Regions from separate parts of the Homo sapiens genome. Here all the other regions are linked to region 2. A link is a contact called in ENCODE Hi-C or POLR2A ChIA-PET data. All regions are on one chromosome and are shown on one strand. The core of a region is the stretch at or near the end of the contact, and the rest is flanking DNA. Distances in the headings are between cores, read along the strand shown. Region 1 overlaps RORA (RAR related orphan receptor A). Region 2 holds the start of BNIP2 (BCL2 interacting protein 2). Region 3 overlaps RORA (RAR related orphan receptor A).

Evidence for each region. Hi-C counts contacts between places; a loop is a spot of excess contacts on that map. ChIA-PET counts read pairs that join two places held with the same protein, here RNA polymerase II (POLR2A). Pooled maps may share reads with other maps.
Region 1: a loop to region 2 is called in a map of naive thymus-derived CD4-positive, alpha-beta T cell, with 5 times the contacts of the local background. The contact joins the enhancer-like site here to the promoter of BNIP2 in region 2. A Hi-C loop is called at or near these places in 4 of 168 maps with a recorded cell type or tissue (B cell, CD8-positive, alpha-beta T cell and naive thymus-derived CD4-positive, alpha-beta T cell), 4 of 37 single-sample maps with no recorded cell type and 15 of 50 pooled maps. POLR2A ChIA-PET finds 5 or more read pairs at or near these places in 2 of 52 experiments (B cell and activated naive CD4-positive, alpha-beta T cell).
Region 3: a loop to region 2 is called in a pooled map, with 4 times the contacts of the local background. The contact joins the enhancer-like site here to the promoter of BNIP2 in region 2. A Hi-C loop is called at or near these places in 3 of 50 pooled maps. POLR2A ChIA-PET finds 5 or more read pairs at or near these places in 2 of 52 experiments (CD8-positive, alpha-beta memory T cell and PC-9).

Annotation. Positions count from the first base shown.
Region 1 is chr15:60,582,755-60,585,938 of GRCh38, reverse strand. All of the region lies in intron 2 of RORA (RAR related orphan receptor A), which reads left to right. The region is part of intron 3 of RORA-AS1 (RORA antisense RNA 1); the gene reads right to left. Among named protein-coding and RNA genes, the nearest start is that of RORA-AS2, 97 kb to the left of the region's middle. RefSeq lists an enhancer at 851-900. Within about 2 kb of position 1,843, at least 5 of the 41 ENCODE cell types and tissues checked have a DNase peak (open chromatin) inside an H3K27ac peak, as active enhancers do; they include CD8-positive, alpha-beta T cell, where a contact is called at or near this core.
Region 2 is chr15:59,688,070-59,691,192 of GRCh38, reverse strand. It overlaps BNIP2 (BCL2 interacting protein 2), which reads left to right and starts at 1,873. Exons shown (of 10, transcript NM_004330.4): 1 at 1,873-2,058. RefSeq lists a silencer at 1,596-2,105 and an enhancer at 1,519-2,167.
Region 3 is chr15:60,506,170-60,509,266 of GRCh38, reverse strand. The region is part of intron 5 of RORA (RAR related orphan receptor A); the gene reads left to right. All of the region lies in intron 2 of RORA-AS1 (RORA antisense RNA 1), which reads right to left. Among named protein-coding and RNA genes, the nearest start is that of RORA-AS1, 29 kb to the right of the region's middle. RefSeq lists an enhancer at 985-1,094. Within about 2 kb of position 1,331, at least 3 of the 41 ENCODE cell types and tissues checked have a DNase peak (open chromatin) inside an H3K27ac peak, as active enhancers do.

The DNA of each region.
Region 1 (3,184 bases), core at 594-3,093, 890 kb before region 2:
TGCCAGTGAATTTCCCATCAGGCTAGTGGGAAGGTCAAAGGTTGTAGTTATTTTCTTAATTGGAATGAGACATTTCTATTCCAGATTCAAAAGTTTAACTCGTTGTTCTTCATGGTTATCAGAAATGTAACTGTGGAAGGGATACTGAATTTTAAAAGTTTGCTTGGCAGGAAGTAAAGGAAAAAAAATTTTTAACTTAAAGCTGATTTATTTGCTGTTTGGCTCAATATTAAATTTAAGTGAAATTTGGTTTGTGAGTCAACAATTGTTATGACATTTTTAGTAATCCTCGTATTTTTTTAAGTTTCAAACTCCATTCTAATTCCCAACCCTTGAATATCTTTTAAAAAGAGGTCGTCATTTGATGAGCTAAATTCAGCGTTTCCCCTTTTTAAATCTAGAGCTTTTCTTTTTCAAAAATGATAAACATTTAGTAAAAAAGTAAACTACAGTAGCTTTTGGGGGGTAATAAAACAATTTTAAACATGGATGAAAAAAACTATTAACCCCTTGGTTTCTGAAGATTTATGGTTAGATCATTTGGTTCACTTAAGTATATACAGTTTGCCTAAAAAATAAGATAGAGGATATGTCAGAAACTCTGCATGAGGTAGCGACAAGCATTCATTTGCATATTTTTTAGGATAAATAGATAATACAAGTGGATTGTGGATTTGGATTTTGGTGTTATAACAAGTGTGAAACAATGGTAAAACAATCTGATTTCTGTGTCGGAATCTGAGGAATGAATATAGATCTTCCTATTTGCTTAAATGTTATTTGTTCCTGGTGCTACACAGAGGTATAAGAATGCACGTTTATATGAATTTTGCATTGCTGAAGAAGTCAAAGCTGATCTGAGCTAGAATAACCAGGGTAATAATAATGACAAATAATCACCAGGCTTGTAAAGGATAATAGTGCTTACGTGTTCCTATTAGAAAGATGAAATTGCAGCGTTTCATGAAAAAGAAGAAAAAAAATAAAAAGCAAGGAAAAACTGCTGTTTAAACCTTTCTATCATAGAAATAAGGCAGTGGTTCAGAAGTGAAGACTTGTGGTTAAGTTTCAGATCAGTTATTGAAGCCAACCGTTTTACAAACTGCGCCACCCAGAAGTGTGATTTTTTTTCACCACATGAGAAGTATTCTCTTTTTCACAGAATGTTATTTTCATTTTTCGGTTGTTGGAAAGGTTTTTTTTCTCCTTCTTTTTATTTGTTCATCTCACTTCAAATCTTCTGTAGAACAGTGGGTGAAAATAAGTAAATAAATTTGTTTCAGCAAATACTTAAGTGCCTATTGTGTGCTAGGTAATTCAGGTACCACCTTTGTGCTTTTATAATAGGAGCTGAGACACCTTCCTCCCAATCAAGTGTCTTAAGCCATGAATCAGCATTTAAAAAATGCACTGAGAAGTTGGCAGCCACACTTAGTCAGAGAAGGCTGCTTTATGGCTGTTGGACTTACACATTTGCATTTGCTATAAGCTACATGCCATTTAAAACAAAGGAGATTTCTGTGACATGCCAAACAATGCAATGAAATGTTAATGTAACTGGATAAAGTCAAACCCTATACTTATGGATGAACATGATTTGCTTCCACATAAGCCATAAGTTAGCTCTAAAATCCTGCCTGAAACAGTGGTTCTGAAACTGTAGAGTAGAACCCATACTCCAGAGAGTCTTAAGAAGGCGGATCCCTGGGTCTCACACAGAGTTTGATTCTGTCAGTCTGGGGTGAGGCCCACGAAGGCATGTATTTACACAGCATCTCAGATGTTTCTGATGCAACTGGTCCTTAGGCCTCACTTTGTGAAGCTCTCTGTTCTAGCCTGTCAGAGCCAGGTGGACCGCAGAGTCCTCCAGTCCTCTAGTGGTTCCCAAATGTCATTGATCTTCACAGTCATCTGGGAAGCATTTAAAAAATAAATGCCTTTCTCCAGCAACACCTGCACAGATCCTGCTTCCAAAAGCCTAGGAGGGGAGGCCAAGGAATCTTCTTTTGTAAAAGATCCTCTTGTGAGGATAAGACAGGTTTGGGAACCACTGCTCGGGGCTAACCCTTTCCTCTTACTCACGAGGAAAGGGAATCTCAGAAAGGTAAATTATATTAAGGTAACCATTCACTTCTCTTTAGTTCACTCCCTTCAGCATGGAAGAGGTGCCAGATGTGAGCAATTTCTGGCATTGTTATTAACACACTTGAAATATTTTTCTGTTAACTTTGGCCTTGCTATCAACCAGCATGCAGAAGCAAGTGGGCAGACTGTTCCCTCAAATCTCTTACCCCAAGTGGCCCAAACAGGAGAGAACCCTGAGGCTGTTTTGGTGCTGGAGGCTGCTGTGAGACTTTTCAAATACTGTACTCCTTTTCGTCATAAAGCCTTGTCCAGAAGCCCCAGCCTCTGCATGTGACATAGACACAATGTATTTTAGCCTTCACTGTGTGCCTGGGCTGGGTCTTGCCAATACTGTGACCACTTAGCAGGAGCAGGCTAAGAGTCTTACTGCAGAAGTCAAGGCCAACTCAGTGGAAACAGTGATGTCTTTTCAAGGTTGCTTTATTCAGCGACAAAGTAAAGGTTTCAGTGCCCTGGAAGCTGATCAGTGCTTCCTGTTTAGCACATGGCCTTTCTCAGGCACTGAGCATCTGGTGTGTATCTGCCAGTGTCCAGGCTCTGGAGGTGACATCCAAACAGGGGAGACCAAATGCTGCCTTCGTGCAGCTTAGATTCTAGTCTGGTGGGATAGATGAAAGTAGACTTCCTCTGGCTGGTGTGGAGAAGGACTACCTGCCTGCTTCCACACTGCGACACCAGCCCCCTTTTTCTTTTGAAAATGCTGGTGTAGTATCTATCTCATTATTGTGGCAGATGTGATGCTGGCGGCCGAGGGGACAGCAGTGATCATGTCAGTCTCTGGTCTCTGTGAGTGTACATTCTGGTGGGAGAGGTAGGTAATACTTAAGTAAACATATCAATGAACTAGATAAATGCAGATAATAACAACAGCTAGGCCAATGTAAAAACAGTATAATGGTTTAGAAATGCTTATGGCCTCATGGGTCAACATCAGGGAACTGAATCAAAAAATTTTCCCAACTGATGGTGAACATTTTGCAATAGACCTCACAGGTCATCTGCTCCCAACCTGGTCTGCGTATTAATCTATCTAAAGAGT
Region 2 (3,123 bases), core at 624-3,123:
ATACATATATATGAATTCATCTCACAAAAACCCTATAAGGTAGGTACTATTTTCTTCCCATTTTATCAAAGAGACGGACTTTAATCTACCAATGGTGGGTAAATGTTGCCAAAGCAATGTGAAATCCAGGCAGAATGCTGCATTTTTAGTCAATGATTTAAAATTTTGAGCTTTTCTGTTCCCCTCAGGCCTGATCGTACCCCAATGGAATCACCCAAATACTTGATGCTGAGCCTTTCTATGGATTTATCAGATGAAACTTTGGAAAGGGACTTTTTTTTTTTTTTAAGACAGGGTTTCGCTGTCACCCAGGCTGGAGTGGAGTGGCGCGATCTTGGCTCACTACAACCGCCGCCTGCCAGGCTCCAGAGAGTCTCCCACCTCAGCCTCCCAAGTGGCTGGGACCACAGGTGCATGCCACCAAGCCCACCTAATTTTCTTCTTTTCTTTCTTTCTTCCTTTCTTTCTCTTTGCTTCTTTTTCTTTCTTTCTTTCTCTGTCTCTTTTTTTTTTTTTTTTTTTAAGAGATGGGGTCTCGCCATGTTGCCCTGAGGTCTGGCGATCTACCGACTCGGCCTCTCAAAGTGCTGGGATTACAGTCATGAGCCAGCACGCCCAACTGAGAGAGACTATGATGTTCTCCAAACAAATCTCATTTGGTTGAAACTCTACAGCTGAGTATGGTCTAATTTGAGTAGTTTACCTTGAGTACTCTAACCATGGTCTATAGACCTGGGCTCTTCTGAGAACTGTTTGCAAATGGTTCACAGAGAGAGAGTAGAAAACTCTATGTCAATTTTGCAGGTAATTTTATGGCTGTTAACTCTAACGATAAAAAGTTTTGACTTGGACTTTGTATGTCTTTTCATTTTTCTGTTTTATTAACTTGTCAAAAACTAATTGAAAATTGAAAAAAATAAACCGACCGTTCCCCCAGTGAAGAGAAGCACTGCTGTAAAGCTTTTCACACTCAAATATTACCAAACTCTAAGGTCGCTTCTGAGGCCTAACTCCCCAAAATGATGCCTCGGATATTTTTCCTCGCCTTATTTCTTTTTTTTCTTTTTCTTTTTTTTTTTTTTTCCTTTTTCCTTTTATTTGAGACGGAGTTTTTGCTCTGTTGCCCAAGCTGGAGTGCAATGGCACGATCTCGGCTCACTGCAAACTCCAACTCCGCCTCCGCCTCCGCCCTCGCCTCCTGAGTAGTTGGGATTACAGACGCGCGCCACCACGCCCAGCTAATTTTTGTTTGTTTAGTAGAGACGAGGTGTCACCATGTTGGCCAGGCTGGTCTCGAGCTCTTGACCTCCGGTAATCCACCCGCCTCGCCCTCCCAAAGTGCTGGGATTACAAGCGTAAACCACCGCGCCCGACCTCCTCCCCTTATTTCATCCATTTTATAATTCACATTATTGATCGCTGATAATTGCACCTATTGTAATGATACTGATAATTGCACCTGTTGTAATAATATTGATATTGATAATTGCACCTATTGTATTACAATATTATTATTGATATCGATAATTTCACCTACTGTAATGATCAATAAAGGCAGGCAGAAAGAAAACAAAAGTAACTGAAACTACCAGGCAGCGTCCCTGCGAACAGCAAAGAGGGAAGAAACGCCTTGAGGCGTAGTAACGCCACCAATAAGGAGTCGACGCGACGGGTCCGCCCACAGGCAAGGAAGGCCGACCCCGCGAGTGCAGGCGCGAGCGCTAGCCCGTGACGTCTGAGGGGGTTGGGGGGATGCTGTGTGGGTTTCAAGAAGACGCCACGCCTCCGCCGCCGCCACGCCCCCGCCGCCTCCACCGCCGGCTGCCGCGCCCGGAGGAGGTCGGGATGTTATCACTTCCGCCGGGGCTTCTCACTGTGTCCGGGTCAGCTGCTGCCGCCGACGCCGTACCGCTGCGGCCGGGGGATTGGGCCGGGGTCTCCACCGCCGACCGAGGGGAGCGGGCTCCGCTCGGCCCTGCTTTTTGCGACCTGGCCGTCAGCCCCACGTCGCCGGCCTGGAGGGGCGAAGAGGACGAGGGGGCCAAGGCTTCCTCCGGGGTGAGTGCGGCCTGGGAGAACTCGGCACGGTGGCTCCGGAGCTGGACTGGGAACCGGCCTAGGGGCGAAAGTCTGTCGGGCGCGTGCCCACGACGTCCGGGGAGAGGAAACCCAGAGAGTTACCCTTGGTAGGGGGAGCCATAGAACCTGCTCGGGAGGTGCTTCCTGGATCCCCGCCCTGCTTAGGTCCCCGCCCTTGGCTTGGGTCCTGTTTGTATTTGGCAGTTTGGCCCCCCACCCCGTCGCTTTTCCGTTTCTGGTAGTTGTGCTCGGGATGGAACCTTGCCCCTCCTCCGCTCCCCCACCCTTTTACCCTGGTGTGGGTGAAGTGGCTGGGCTACGATGGTTCAGTATTTATGACCAGCGTCCGTCCTGGTACAGAACAAAGAAACTTGGACTTCTGGTATGCCTCGTAACCGCGGGGAATAGACACGGAAGCAGCATAAGTAATCAGGGCTTTAATAGATCTTCCCTAGTACGCTAAACCAAATACAGAGTGTGTACGTCAAAAGCCGAGTCCCCGCGTGAATCTAGACACAACCCTTTCTGTTTAAATACCTGGCAAAATGGTTTGGATTTCTGGATGCATTTCATGCCGCTGGAGAGTTACTTGTCTGTGTCTTGTGAGCTCTTTGACGAAACAGCTTTTCCGGTGTTGCATCAAGATAGTTACGGTGCCTCCTATTTATTTAATTGAATAAACTATGTGATTGCATTTTAGTGTTGCTTTTTTCATTCTCACCTTCTCTTGATTAGGATCTCTATTTCACCTAATACCTGATTTCGTATTTTCAATTAAATGTAGTTTTTCTAACATTTTATAGGAATCTCTGCAATTGTAGAAACAAATTCTGTAATTTGTAAATGGATGTTTCCTCAAAGTTACAACTGACCTTACCCAATTAAGTTACCCCTGCAGACTAGTTTCTTGATCATTTTGCACATATTCTTAGTTCTTTTTGGTTTACATTTTCTCTAAACTCTATTCCTAGTCTTCATATTCTCTAGTGCAGCCTAATACTGCTGGGCTTAGACCGGAAGTATGACAGATCCACTTCTGCAAAC
Region 3 (3,097 bases), core at 82-2,581, 820 kb before region 2:
AAGTATATAATTGGGCTCTAATTCTCTTATCCCATTTATACATGCAAAGTGTTTCAGGGAGCTAAGAGTATCATGAAAGTGGCCCAAGTCTTGTTGCTGCTTCTCCAAAGCTACTTAAATTTCCCTGGTATTTCTTTTGGGGCTTAAAGCCTGCTATCTCTTTAACTAAGACTCTTGACTTCATTTTAGGCTAAACTTTGTCATCAGATTTTAAACAAGTGAAACCAATTGTATAATAGGAAAATAAATTATAAACCAACACATCCTAAGTCCAATTCTCTCTTTCAAGTGTAGTATGCACAACCTATTACTTTTAGTGAAAAATATGACTTCATCCTTGGCTAGGAAATTTTGCCCTTGGTGTACAATTAGTACCTGAATTAGACATTCCAGATAAACGACCTAGGTTTTAAGTGCAAATTAGGTTTGTTACTATAATTGATATCTAAAGCTTTGCGCAGGAGAAACAGCTGATATACTGGGCAAAGCATGAGACAAGAAATCCGCTTATATGGGTTGTGGTCCTGGCATTAATATAAGTTATACAACCCAGTATACACCACGTAACATCTGCGAGCTGTAGTTTCTCTACTCCTAGAATATAAAGGTCTGTGTCTGAATCATAGCTCTGCTACTTGCCAGCTGTGACACCTTGAAGAAGTCACTTCACTGTGGTTCAGTTTCCTCCTCTGTAAAATGGAGATAATACTAGTACCTTTCTCTTGGGGTTGTTATAAGGATTAAGTGAGAAAACATACATATTCAGGATAGACACAAATTATGTGGGACTGGCATATAGTGAATGCTATATGTGTTAACTGCTATCATAATTATTAATGTCATTATTATTTGTTAAACAAGGACAGTTTGGACCAGATGCTATCTAAAGTTCCTTCCCACTATGAAAATCTGTGACTAACTCAGAAGCGAGGACTTCCCATCTGAAGTATCGAGGCGCTGGCTGTATTGCTGAAGCAGTCATGGTTGGGGCACATGACTTGCCCCAGTCACAAAGTGAGGTAGACTATAGATTATCTGCTGAGCTCAGACAGAAGCCAGGTCTCCTAACTCCTAGCCCAAGGTATTTCACTATTCCAGACTTTATCTGAGAGACCACGCTTAAATTCTCGAATTTTATTCAGCCTGACCATACTCGCCTTTGCTGAAATGGAGATTTAAAAATAGCAAAGTGTCTAAAATCTTACACTTGCCAAATCGACTATGAATTGGAATGAAAGGCTGTTGGTGAGCAGATGGTGTGAATGCAACCACTGCCCTCTACTGGTATGTCAGGTACACTGCATGATTTGTTGTCTCACTTTTTATTGGCTGTTTTAAATAGGTAGGGATAAGTGGCCACAGTTTCTTAAGACAAAGTGAAACCACAAGATGCTAAGTATCTTATTAACTAGAAATGAAACATAACCTGGAAGGAAATGATATGAGCCTCTTCTCATCCTTCACTCCACAGCATCCCCCCCTACTTCCCTGCGAAGACTCTTCATCTTCATCATTTTTTTATCGGCAAAAATTGGTTTACATTCTAGAAACGACCTTATATAGTGAGAGTTCTTTCCAAAAGAGGTAGTTCACTACCTTATTTATGTATTTTCTTGTTTCTTACTCCCCATTATTTTTGTCTTTACTCACCTATTCTCCAGCGTCATTGATTCTAAGACATGTAATTTACTGGCTTCTCTCTCTCACTCTCAGTTTCTCATTCTTTCCTTTACATTTGTTCTTTTATTTGTGTTTTATTTTTTATGTTATTTATTCATGCTGTTTTAGTGTCTATGTGTTGCCAAGTAGGGCCATTCAGGTTTATTATGTTTCAGTGTCTCTAAGGAGATTCTGGTTTCCAGCTCCATTTAGGTGAACCTGCTCTGTTTTCACACAAACAAGTCTGCTTCTGTTTGACAAAAGCAGTAACAAATTTCCAAACAAAAAGATATTCTCCCTAGTGTTGCCAAGTTTGCATTCAGCACCGTTCTTTTAAAATGACTTGCCTATTCTATACTCAAAACCCTAGGGAGAGGGATCATTTTTTGATATGGTTTTATATTCATGGGATTTTGTCAATTCTTTTAAAAAATACTTCTTTAATCATCCTTCCCTTCCAGAACAATTATTACCAAGCTGCTCCAAATTGTTAGTTCCTGGCATCTAGATTCTAGCAGCCTTCTATGTGGTCCTCCTGCCTGAGCTTCTCTGTGCTCCAATACACCAAGCACAAAACTGCTTGTTCCATTTCCCCAGATATAATTTTCTTTTTTTTTTTTTAAGAGGGAGTCTCGCTCTATTGCCCAGGCTGGAGTGCAGTGGTGTGATCTCGGCTCACTGCAACCTCCAGCTTTCAGGTTCAAGCGATTCTCCTGCTTCAGCCTCCCAAGTAGCTGGGATTACAAGCACCCGCCACCACGCCCAGCTAATTTTTGTATTTTCAGTAGAGACAGGGTTTCATGATGTTGGCCAGGCTGGTCTCGAACTCTTGACCTCAGGTGATCCACCTGCCTCAGCCTCTCAAGTAGCTGGGATCACAGACAGCCAACACCACGCCAATTTTTTTTTGTATTTTTAATAGAGACAGGGTTTCACCATGTTGGCCAGGCTGGTCTTGAACTCCTGACCTCAAGTGGTCTGCCCAGCTCAGCCTCCCAAAGTGCTGGGATTACAGGCGTGAGCCACCACACCCAGCCAATCTCTTCCTTTTCTGACAGCTTCAATTACTTTTTTCTTTCTCTTCTTCTGTAATTCAACTTTATACCTTATTATCTAGACTTGAATTGTCCTTCCAGTGTGTTCATACGTGTTCACCAGATTACAAGCTCCTAGAGAAAACTTCTTTGGCCTCTAGGTCTTTCATATCTTCAAACTCCTTATGCTCAAGTATAATAATAACTAATATTCTGTAGCACATTCTAAGTAATCCTCCCCATTCTAAGGGCTCAACTCTTTTAATTCTCATGGCAGCCCTGTGAAATAGGTACCATTTCCCTCATTTTACAAATGAGGAAACCAAGCACAAAGAGGTTAAATAACATACCCGAGATCACACAGCTAGTAAGCAGCAGAGCTGAGATACAGACTCAAATGGTCT